Regions from separate parts of the Homo sapiens genome. Here region 1 is linked to region 2. The links are chromatin contacts, found by Hi-C or POLR2A ChIA-PET in ENCODE. All regions are on one chromosome and are shown on one strand. Each heading gives the region's core, a stretch centred on a gene start or an enhancer-like site at or near the end of the contact. The rest is flanking DNA. Distances are from core to core; before and after follow the strand shown.

Region 1 (5,564 bases), core at 3,011-5,510, 350 kb after region 2:
GGGGAGGCCAAGGCAGCAGGAGCGCGCACGTGGCAGGAAGCGGACCGCTGCTGGGCACCGCAGCAGGGCTGTGGCCATGGAAACCGCTCTCCAACTGTCTCGGGCTCCACCACGGCAACCAACGCGAAATGTGAAATGTGCGTAAGGGGCTGTTCTCTCTTATTCACTTCTGACTTGAAGTATATTTAGTTTCACAAAGTCACTGTTCCCCGAGGCTAAGGCCAGCGGGCTCGGCGCTATTTTTACCTTTTCCATCTGCCAGGCGCTGCGGCTGCAGGAGCGCGCGCGGCCAGCAGAGGGCGCCCGCGCCACACCTCGCGGAGGCCTCCCCAGAGGGGCTGGAGTGGAGGCAGAGCCACAACCGGGAAGCGCACTTCAGGGAACCGCACTTAGGGTCCGATGGGAAGGAGAATGGAGACCATCAGGTCGGAAGACACTCCCCCCACTAACTGAGAACTGATGCCTGAATTCTCCTTTTCCACCAATGAGATCGAAGAAACAAGTTTCTGGACAACTAGATTCTGGCTAGGGATGACGCACGGGGAGGGGGTCCACCAGGGCTCCTCACGTGGCAACCCGAAATAATCGCCCAGGCCAGGGTTTCCAGAACAACGTTCATTTTCCGTAATTTTCTCATTTTCAATAAAGGCATAATCTTTAAATGTGAAATTGAATGAAGGTGGTCTGATTTTTTTTTAACTTTGAAATCCCTTTATATAAATGAATTCCCAAATCAGAAAAAAAGAAATCTTTTGTAGGACTCCAGTCCCAACTTTTCCATTGAGGCAGTGTTGCAATACTCCATAATCCTGTGAATGAGGACGCGCTGTTCTGCTGAACGTGAGATCCACTTAACGGACAAAGGCTATTATCTGAGATCAATTACCCACATTTCTAACACGTGTGTGCAGCCCCACACTGATCTCTAGTTCTGAATATATACAGTTAGATTACAGAGCTTTTAAAAAATGTACTTCCATACCCAGCTGACCATATTCAGGGCACCCAAAGGAATAGAGGTTTCCTTTGCAGTCCATTATCATACTGAATTCAGCCCCACAGGCCATTTTGGTAATTGGCTGGCCGTTGTACATTATCTGAAAAGACAAGAAAGGAGACTTTCATTTTTTTTAAAGACTGATAAAAAGCCTCTACCTCTCTGCATGTTGGTGGGAAACAATTACTAGGTTACAAACGGAAGTTTAATAAACTCAGTAATTCTGAAGGCAAAAGCTGAAGGCATTTCTAGAACACAAAGCTTAGAAGATATGTAAAGAAGCACCCTCAGACCCCCACCCTCCCAGCACAGAGCAGTTCAAAGCCTAGCCACTGTCTCTTTAAGATCAATAAAACCAAGTCCCTCCCTTCCTTCATCACCTAGACCACTAATTAGGCACTTAGCATTCTTCTGCCTTTAGTAGTAGTTTGTTTTTAAGGTATAAATCTCACCCCTCCAACTCAAGTTTCTTAGAAAAAAAAAGACTGCCTATCTCCTGGGCGCGGTGGCTCACACCCAGCACTTTGGGAGGCCGAGGCAGGCAGATCAGGAAGTCAAGAGATGGAGACCATCCTGGCCAACATGGTGAAACCCCATCTCTACTAAAAATACAAAAATTAGCCAGGCGTGGTGGAGCATGCCTGTAGTCCCAGCTACTCGGGAGGCTGAGGCAGGAGAATCGCTTGAATCCGGGAGGCAGAGGTTGCAGTGAGCTGAGATCGCGCCACTGCACTCTAGCCTGGCAACAGAGCGAGACTCTGTCTCCCCTCCAAAAAAAAAAGACTGCCTATCTCGTATTTGTATTCTAAGCATCTGGCTGGTGACTTTATACAAGGTCAAAACAAAGTATTTGGGGGAAGTACAATTACATCCATATAACATCACTCACTTTCTTTGGAACAGAACAGGCTTACGACAAGGCATTTCTAACAGATTTCTCCATTTGGAAACAAAATGTTTTCAGGATGGTTTTCAACCCGACCACAAACTAAGCCTGTTTTAAAAACTATAGCAAGGCTGTGTGCAGTGGCTCACACCTGTAATCCCAGTACTTTGGGAGGCCGAGGTGGGTGGATCACCTGAGGTCAGGAGTTCCAGACCAGCCTGACCAACATGGAGAAACCCCGTCTCTACTAAAAATACAAAATTAGCCAGGTGTGGTGGCACATGCCTGTAATCCCAGCTACTCCAGAGGCTGAGGCCGGGGAATCACTTGAACCCGGGAGGCGGAGGTTGCAGTGAGCCGAGATTGCGCCATTGCACTCCAGCCTGGGCAAAAAGAGTGAAACTCCGTTCTCAAAAAAAAACAAAAAACAAAAAAACAAACAAAAAAACTCTACAGCATGTAACTAAACATCCAGACCCTGTTTTTACAAGGGGTAAATTAACTCAAACGGAGACCCCACCTTAGAAAATCAAACACAAAAGTAAAGAGAAACAAAAAGCCATGGAGCCGGAGCTGAGGAGGGGTCACCTGCGCGGGGCTGGGAACAGCGTCTGTCTGGTTGCCAAGGCCCAGCTGCCCCATCTTGTTTTCCCCAAACGCAAACACGGAGCCCGTTTCTGGAAGAAAGGAAAAATATCACAAAAGGGAAGATAATGGTGAATGTTTTGAACTAGATTTAGAATCAAAGGCATCAAAATAATAAAAACAGCTCATTTGCCAGGCAGAAGGCAAGTGAGACTGCCCAAAAGCTGGCAGTGCAGACGCTTCACAGCAAAGCCATTTCACATCAGAAACTGGGTGTGCAGAGAAACAGAGGGCAGCGTCTCCTACTCCCAGATGGGCCTCCTATGGCCACTGGGGAGGCTCCCAATGCCCTCAAGAAGCCACTCCATGCCAAGGTTCTCAGGGCCTCTTTCTGATCCTGACCAAGAGTCACAAGGGGAACTCCACCACCCCACGCCCCATCCCCAAGGCAGACCACCTGGCCTCTTGCCAAACTGAGAGGAGACACCAGCAGCCACCTCCTTACCCGTCAAGGCCAAGGTGTGGTTCCGCCCACATGCTGCAGACACAATCACTTCGTGGCTAAGACCCTCGATGAGTCTAGGGGCTTCTACTCTCTTGGTGTCACCATGTCCCAGCTGCCCCTTCTCATTTCGACCTGCAGATCACATGAGAGAAAGTAGAAAAGAGAGAGGGTGGTCCAGGCGGCACCACCAGGAGAAGGCGAGTACAAACACACTCTCAAATGATGCCCATCTGTCTCTGGAAGGTACCCTCCAAATTCCCAACAGCCAAGATCCAGAGCAAAGAACGCCCCGGCCCTCTGCCCGCTGGAATGGCGCCTGCTGCAGCTCCCCGGACCTCCTTCCCTGGGGCAGCAGCGGGACCACCCGTGCACACCTCCCACGTCTCTGCTACAAAGGGAAATGAGAGGCTCAGTGTGGTAGGGACACCATGCACAGGCGGGCATGCTCGCAGAAACACGCCGTTCCCACTTAGAGTGCCTGCAAGACAACCACCCCGTCCCTACCCTCTGAGATGTATTTTAAGACAGCACCCCATTTTGACACCTGGCTCACCAGAGTTTAATCACTTTGGTGCTCTGGGCATCCACTGAGGACCATTTGGTGTCTGCCCAATATTTCTCTTCCTTTTTCTACCCTGTAAATGGTGCTCACATAACAGTGCCAATCCCACCCCTAGGGATCGCCCCTCAAGGACTCTCAGCCACAGGAACCCTGGTGACAAAGCACAGATCCACCCTCAACACAACACGCCCAGCCCCACCTCCAGGACTGCTGCAGGTGCGACCAAGGCCCTGTATCTGTGAATTCCAGCGGAAGGCAGGCCTGAGGGCCAACCCCTACCCCCAAGTCCTCTGCAGAACCAAATTCAACTCCAAACAGACGTGGAAGTTGGGTGGGCCAAAAGGAGGGCTGGGAGCCCCTACACCGCATCTAGGTTTCAACACAAACTACCAAGTTCCAAAACAAAAATTCAACCGGCCACTCTCGGATCCCTCCCGATAAGAGAAAAACCACACATGTAACCTGACGTGGGGAAACTGACGGAGATCTTACAGTGGTGAGAAGTCAGGGCAATTCTAGGGGGTTTTGCAACCTTCTCCAGCAATGAACTTTTCACCCTTAGGTTGTGATAAAGGCAGACAGCAGAGCCATTAAGATGAGTTCCAGCTGTCCTGGAGAAGGCTTGCAGGAGCAGCCTCTGACTACAGAAGGAATTGCGACGAAGGGAAACCAGCCTCTGACTCGCTCTAATTAAAGAACGGCGGGCTGAAGGGCCAGCACTGGCACTCGAGCAGGAGAGGCAGATACACCAGCTTCCAATGGGAGCTGCCCAAGTTCATGTGAAAGGCATGTGAATACAGAGCAACAAGTGCAAGTCTCAGTGGACTGAGATGCGGCAGGACAGGGTGAGCGGGCCACAGATGGAGACCCCACATGAGCAATGCGTCAGCCACCCTCCCGTGGTACTCTACTCACACCAGACGCCGCCCCCTGCCTTCTAGAGTGGCGAGCAGTGGGCCTGTGACACCTTCCAACCCTGTCCTCACCAACTGCACTGTCTGCTCGGGGATCACACGTCTTGATGGCGGGACATACATTGTCCCTGCCCACAGGGTCAGAACTGAGGGCGCTTTCAGAGCCACCACGCAAGTGAAGCTCAGCGAGAGATCAGAACTGAGGTATTTTAAGTTTGGAACACTGACATAAAAGGCTGTGTTCAGTGTTGGAACACAAAGTAGGAGGGGTGCTCTGGGGGAAGGGACACACATCTATGCCAACCGGGAGAAAACAAAAACTGTGGCAATGTCAGCATGTCATCAAGAGACTATAAAGTATAAATTTGGGCCAGACACACTTTAGCTTTTTTCAACAGAATTACAAAATTAGCCATGTGCAGGGAAGACAACAGATGTTAATATATTTGGACTTTGGTACAGCAGCTCATGAAATCACAAAAAACGGTTCAAACAGCCCAAAATAAAAATGCAGTCATATGGACTAAAAGCTAGCCAGAGGACCAGCGACAAAGGGTGGGGACAAACGCCAATATGCCCCGCTGGAGGCAGAGGCCGGGAGTCACCAAAAGGGCTGGGGATAAAATGAGCCTTAGCCCATACCCTATGATTGGAATGATCTGGAAGAGGACACGGGCAGGAATGGGCCGGCCGGCTGCAGAGGACAGTGCCGTGGACAGAGGCTAACAGAAGAACTGGAACCCATCCCGAGTGCCCAGGTGAGGAAAAACAGAAGGGAAAGCCGAACAACTCCAAAAAAGCAAACTGAAGTATCTGGGGAAATATCCTAAGAAGCAGACAACACGGACAGTGAGCTGCCAAGCCTGCAGACCAGACTTGGGCAGACCTCAGACACGAGGGCCATGGCGGCAGGGACGCAGCATCCTATGACATGAGGCGGGAGGTAGAAAAGCCAGTGGCATTTCAAGTGGCAGCAACAGAGGTCTCATGTCATATCGTGCCTCAAAGAGGAAGGAAACTGTCTGCTGGAAGGACAGCCTGCCTAACACACTCACACACCTCAGTATCAGAAAAGATCAAGCTTCGGGCAGAAGATTCAGGAAAATGTTCCTTGT
Region 2 (5,701 bases), core at 67-2,566:
TACTTGGGAGGCTGAGGCAGGAGAATCGCTTGAACCTGGGAGGCGGAGGTTGTAGTGAGCCAAGATTTCACCATTGCACTCCAGCCTGGGCAATAAGAGCGAAACTCTGTCTCAAAAAAAAAAAAAAAAAGTATTATAAAAATGGGGCTCTCACTATGTTGCCCAGATTGGTCTCGAACTCCTGGACTCAAGTGATCCTCTTTCTTCAGCCTCCAAAGGTGTTGGAATTGTAGGCATGAGCCACCAGACCCAGCTGCATGTCAGTTTTCAACCATTTAACCCTCCACTGGGTCTGGTGCCATTTAAAGTATACGCTAGGGCTTGAAGATGCGCTATGCACTGCTGGTGACACTAAGGAGCTGTGGGCAGCTCACAGTCCACCCAGCCACAGCAAGGGTCACAGGAGGCCAGAGGTGCTTCCCAGCATGGCGACCTCACAAACCCCCGATCGGGCCAGACACCCAGGGAAGTGGAGCTGGGTGCTCAGGGACAAAGTGCTTATCTGCCCCACCCTCCCGAGGGTCTCTCTGGGGCCTCCAGCTCGCCACTTCCTGTCAAGGCCCTGTGGCCACTCACCTTTGAACATGATGGCCTCTCCATGGCCGTCCTTCTGCTTCTCTCGGAAGAGCTTGTAGCAGGCCGAGGTGCTGGCCATGAGTAGCAGGAATTTCTGCAAGAGACAGTCCAGAGGGACAGAGTCAGCAGTGGGAAGGCACCCAAGGAGCACGGGGAGGCCCTGCGCTGAGGACCCAGTGCCTTGCCTGCTCATTGCCTCAGGCCTCCCATGCCGAGTGGCAAAGGCTGACGGGGAGGGTGTTCTCTGCTTCAGAGGAATATTTCTCACCTTTCCTCTACCTCAGCAATGTCACCAGATCAAGGCTCAGAGTCAAAGGTGGACTTGGACAGGACATCTCCAAGTTGCCAAGCAGCCACACAATTTGCAGAGAATTTCCAGGGTATGAAGTTGTACCCATAAGAAAATGAAAGAACCTCTTTCCAGTGCCACAGGTGCATAACCTATTTCTCTCTAGAGCATTACCACCAACACAATAGCCACTAGCCTTATGTGACTATTGAACACTTGAGCTGTGGCTAGTCTGAATTTAGGTGTGTCATGTGAGTAAAATCTTTGCCAGATTTTGAAGATTTAGTATGAGAAAAGAATTTAAATCTCTCGTTAATAATTTTTAGGCTGATTATGTGTTGCAATGCTAACATTTTGGATTTATGGGGTTAAAATTTTACCTGCCACAGCAACAACATGCAAACCAGCTTCAGCCTACTTCCTCCTTCCTTTATGCTGTCGAGTTCCTCTAGCTCTTGCCCTCTGCTGGCAGGGGCGGGTAATATATTGGTTTGCTGCTACCCCATTCACTCCAGCCTCGGGAGGCTAGCTTACCTTTGTGCCGGGGATGGGGACAAAGGACATGAACTCATCCACGTGGCCCACAGTCAGCCAGTCTGAGTAGAGCTCCACGGGCGCCTGCACCTGCTGGGCCTTCAGGAAGTCACGCACCACCTTGGTCATCCTCCGACCACCAGACCTGGAGAAGGGAGGAAGAGGAGTTTCAGCAAATTACCCACCGCACCAGAGGGCCTGCAAGAGGAGTTTGGTCTCTGGGACCCACCTCGGACCCAGAGTGACATCAGCAGAGAAGTCCCAGGAAGGAGACTAGGTTGGGTTAAGAGACCCTGGCGCAGGCAGTAAGGCGTTTGAGTCCCAGGGGAAAGAGTAGGTGTGAGTTGCAGCTGCGGCCTGTGTGAAGGGCAGGGAGCCCAGGCTTCAGCCCTTGAGGGTGCCAGTGAGTGTGCAGAGGCTACCTTTTGTGTGCGGGAGTCCCACCTGGCCTGCTGGACGGGGCTAGGGCACAGGAGGGCTCCAAAATCTGCCCTCATCCATGTGCCTCTTTGCTACATTAACTTCTACTTACTTTAATCTTTTTTTTTTCCCCCGAGATGGAGTCTTGCTATGTTGCCCAGGCTGGAGTAGAGTGGCATGATCTTGGTTCACTGCAACCTCTGCCTCCCGGGTTCAAGCAATTCTCCTGCCTCAGCATCCTGAGTAGCTGGGACTACAGGCGTGTGCCACCACGCCCGGCTAATTTTTGCATTTTTAGTAGAGACAGGGTTTCACCATGTTGGCCAAGCTGGTCTTGAACTCCTGACCTCATGATCCGCCCTCCTTGGCCTCCCAAACTGCTGGGATTACAGGTGTGAGCCACTGTGCCTGGACTTACTTTAATCTTTAATCAGTTCAAGAGAAACCTCCTCCAGGAAGCCCTTCCTCATTTCTTTTTTTGTGTGTGTTTGTTTTTTGTATTTTGAGACAGAGTCTAACTCTGTCACCAGTGCAGTGGCATGATCTCAGCTCACTGCAATATCTCCCTCCCTGGTTCAAGCGATCCTCCTTCCTCAGCCTCCCAAGTAGCTGGGACTACAGGTGCCCACCACCCCGCCCAGCTAATTTTTTTGCATTTTTAGTAGAGATGGGGTTTTACCATGTCGGCCAGGATGGTCTCGATCTCTTGACTTCGTGATCTGCCCACCTCAGCTTTCCAAAGTGCTGGGATTACAGGTGTGAGCCACCGCTCCCGGCCAGCCCTTCCTCATTTCTAGACCCCCCAAGGTCTGCAATCTCTCCATTATCCTCCGAAGATAACCCTAGCTCCTTAGGGTGGCCAACAAATTCCTTTCTGATCTGGCTCCTGGCCAGCCCTCCTCCCTCGCTTCCCTCCCTTCCCCCGGTTCTGTCTGCTCCAGCCACCTGCTACACTTGCTATCCCTTGGGGCTTTTCCCTTTGCTGTTCCTTCTGTATGGAATGCGCTTCCTTTACAATCTCCTGATGGCTGCCTACTTCTTAACATCCAAGCCTCAACTCTAGTCACATCTTCAAAAAAACAACAGCTAAGGCACCCCTGTCCCCAGGAATGTTTTATCATGTCACCCTGTTTTATCTTCTCCATTGCATGTATCAGCATTCAGAATTATCTAATTGATTTACTTGATTCCATGTTTATTTTCTGTACTGCCCTTACCCAACTATAAACTCCCGGAGAGCTGGGACTTCATCTGTTCTGGTCACCGCTGTATCCCCAGAGCCTAGAATAGTGCCTGGCACAGAGTAGTTTCTCAATAAATATTTGTCTTTAAGGGCCGCCCCTGAGCTCCTCGAGGGGGTTCAGGGCCACTCCCTGGGCTGACCTGACTCCCTGTTATTCTTTCTATCGTTGCAAGTCCCTCCATTTCATCAGGGTCTATTTGCATGCCTGAGACCTCTGCTATCTCCTTGAAGGCAGGGGCTGGGCTTCCTGTTTGGGACCCTGTGCCTGACACAGGGCCTGGCACTTGGCTGGTGCTCAGGAAATGGTTGCTGAGTGAATGAGTGGCCACTGAGTGGAGGGAGAAGGAGGCAAAAGTGGGCAAACAGTCGCTGGCTGTGCCAGTGGCCTCCCCGCAGAAGGCTGAGCATCCCATGTGGCTCGGAGGAAACTGGCGGCCAAATCCTGGCTGACCCCATCTGTGCAGGCTCCTGGCAGCCCTTTTGTGACGTGAGAACCTAAGGTATTCACTCTTTCCCCAGCGACTGCCCTGACAAGGAAGAATCTGTCTTTTCACTGGCTGGTGGGTCAACTGGGCAGGGAGTGAGGAGAATCATGGACAGGCCAGGGAGCCAGGGACTCACATTTCTGGGGCAGGACCACGTCTGCTCATACCTCTTTTAAGTATGGTAGCCCTGAGGATTCATTGGTACGCTCCCACTCATACCTGTCAGTTTTCCTTCTCTGGACTCCTCCATCCCTTCCCCAGCTGATTTATTTAATATTTTATTTTATTTTATTTTGTTTTTTGAGACGCAGTTTCACTCTTGTTGCCCAGGCTGGAGTGCAATGGCGCGATCTCGGCTCACTGCAACCTCTGCCTCCTGAGTTCAAGCGATTCTTCTGCCTCAGCCTCTTGAGTAGCTGGGATTACAGGCATGTGCCACCACGCCCGGCTAATTTTGTATTTTTAGTAGAGACGAGATTTTTCCATGTTGGTCAGGCAGGTCTCAAACTCCCGACCTCAGGTGATCCACCCGCCTCGGCCTCCCAAAGTACTGGGATTACAGGCGTGAGCCACCGCACCAGGCCTGATTTTTTTTGCCAGAGTCTCTCTCTCACCCAGGCTGGAGTGCAGGGCATGATCTCAGCTCACTGCAACCTCTGGCTCCCAGGTTCAAGCAATTCTCATGCCTCAGCCTCCCAAGAAGCTGGGATTACCACCATGCCTGCTAATACTTGTATTTTTAGTAAAGACAAAGTTTTGCCATGTTGTCCAGGCTGGTCTCGAACTTCTGGTCTCAAGCAATCTGCTTGCCTCGGCCTCCCAAAGTGCTGGGACTATAGGCATGGGCCACTGTGCCCAGCCTATTTATTTATCTATTTATTTATTTTTGAGATGAGGTCTCACTCTGTTGCCAGGCTGGAGTGCAGTGGTGTGATCTCAGCTCACTGCAACCTCCACCTCCCAGGCTCAAGCGATCCTCTCATCTCAGCTTCCTGAGTAGCTGGGACTACAGATGCATGCCACCATGCCTGGCTAATTTTTGTATTTTTTGTAGAGAAAGGGTTTTGCCATGTTGCCCAAGCTGGTCTCAAACCCCTGGACTCAAGCGATCTGCCCACCTTGGCCTCCCAAAGTGTTGGGATTACAGGTGAGAGCCACCGTGCCCCACCAACCAGCTGATTTATAATCTCATTATACACCTTTCCACTTGGGGAAAAGAGTTGTTTATTTAGTTATATATTAGATCCTAAATCACACAAAGATATAAAGGCTAGCTTGATTTTCTTTCCAAGAGTGTCGGCCTCTTAACAGGAAGTCGTGGGAGGGAATAATTCCCCCAGCCACTTGCTCCATGTGTGAGCAACCCAGGCCACCCCAAAAGAGAAACAGTGACTTCCCCACTCCCACAGCCCCTAGCCCCAGCCTGGCTTCTCTTACAGAGGAAAGCTGCTCCCGATGAGGATGCGGCCAAGCGGGTATGTCTTGCCGTTCACGGTCACTGGGGGACTGACCTCCAGGTTTCCAAATGAGTCAAGGCTGGTGACAGACTCAAAGAGGGGCTCCCGGGTCACGTAGCCAAAATCTGGGCCCTAGGCAGAGGGCACACACCTGCGTTAGTCTTCTGCAGCCAGGGTCCTCAGCCCCCAAGCCAGCCACCCTCTTTTATCACCTTCAGTCTGGGTCTGTGGGCACCCAGTTTCCAGGTGGGTTGTCCACGGTCTTCCTATGATTAACAAAGAGCAGGGGCCTGGGCATGGGGAGGCTGAGTGTGTGAGCATCTCGGTGTAGTGTGAGAGTGCGAGTGAGAGTGAGTGTGAGAGTGAGTGTGAGAGTGAGTGTGAGTGTGAATGTGAGTGTGTGGGCATCTGCATTCCTGTGTATGCCTCTATTTCCCAAGCACAGATACATATTGGTGATTTCAGAATTAGTCCGCATTTTATGCTATGCACTTTCAGTTTCCCCATCTGTTGTTGTTTTTTTTTTTCTGAGATGGAGTCTTGCTCTGTCGCCCAGGCTGGAGTGCGGTGGCATGATCTCAGCTCATTGCAACCTGTGCCTCTTGGTTCAAGTGATTCTCCTGCCTCAGCCTCCCCAGTGGCTAGGATTATAGGCAAGCACCACCCCTGGCTAATTTTTGTATTTTTAGTAGAGATG

What was found. Hi-C counts contacts between places; a loop is a spot of excess contacts on that map. ChIA-PET counts read pairs that join two places held with the same protein, here RNA polymerase II (POLR2A).
Region 1: a map of posterior cingulate gyrus shows a loop between it and region 2 (5-fold over the local background). The contact joins two enhancer-like sites. A Hi-C loop is called at or near these places in 1 of 168 maps with a recorded cell type or tissue (posterior cingulate gyrus). POLR2A ChIA-PET finds 5 or more read pairs at or near these places in 3 of 52 experiments (A673, Panc1 and activated CD4-positive, alpha-beta T cell).

The regions. Positions count from the first base shown.
Region 1 is chr1:17,419,732-17,425,295 of GRCh38, forward strand. It overlaps RCC2 (regulator of chromosome condensation 2), which reads right to left. Exons shown (of 13, transcript NM_018715.4): 5 at 2,974-3,105; 6 at 2,472-2,560; 7 at 983-1,097. Among named protein-coding and RNA genes, the nearest start is that of RCC2, 17 kb to the right of the region's middle. RefSeq lists enhancers at 56-590, 2,320-3,074. Within about 2 kb of position 4,261, at least 6 of the 41 ENCODE cell types and tissues checked have a DNase peak (open chromatin) inside an H3K27ac peak, as active enhancers do.
Region 2 is chr1:17,074,280-17,079,980 of GRCh38, forward strand. It overlaps PADI2 (peptidyl arginine deiminase 2), which reads right to left. Exons shown (of 16, transcript NM_007365.3): 11 at 4,985-5,136; 12 at 1,400-1,544; 13 at 577-670. Among named protein-coding and RNA genes, the nearest start is that of SDHB, 23 kb to the left of the region's middle. Within about 2 kb of position 1,317, at least 2 of the 41 ENCODE cell types and tissues checked have a DNase peak (open chromatin) inside an H3K27ac peak, as active enhancers do.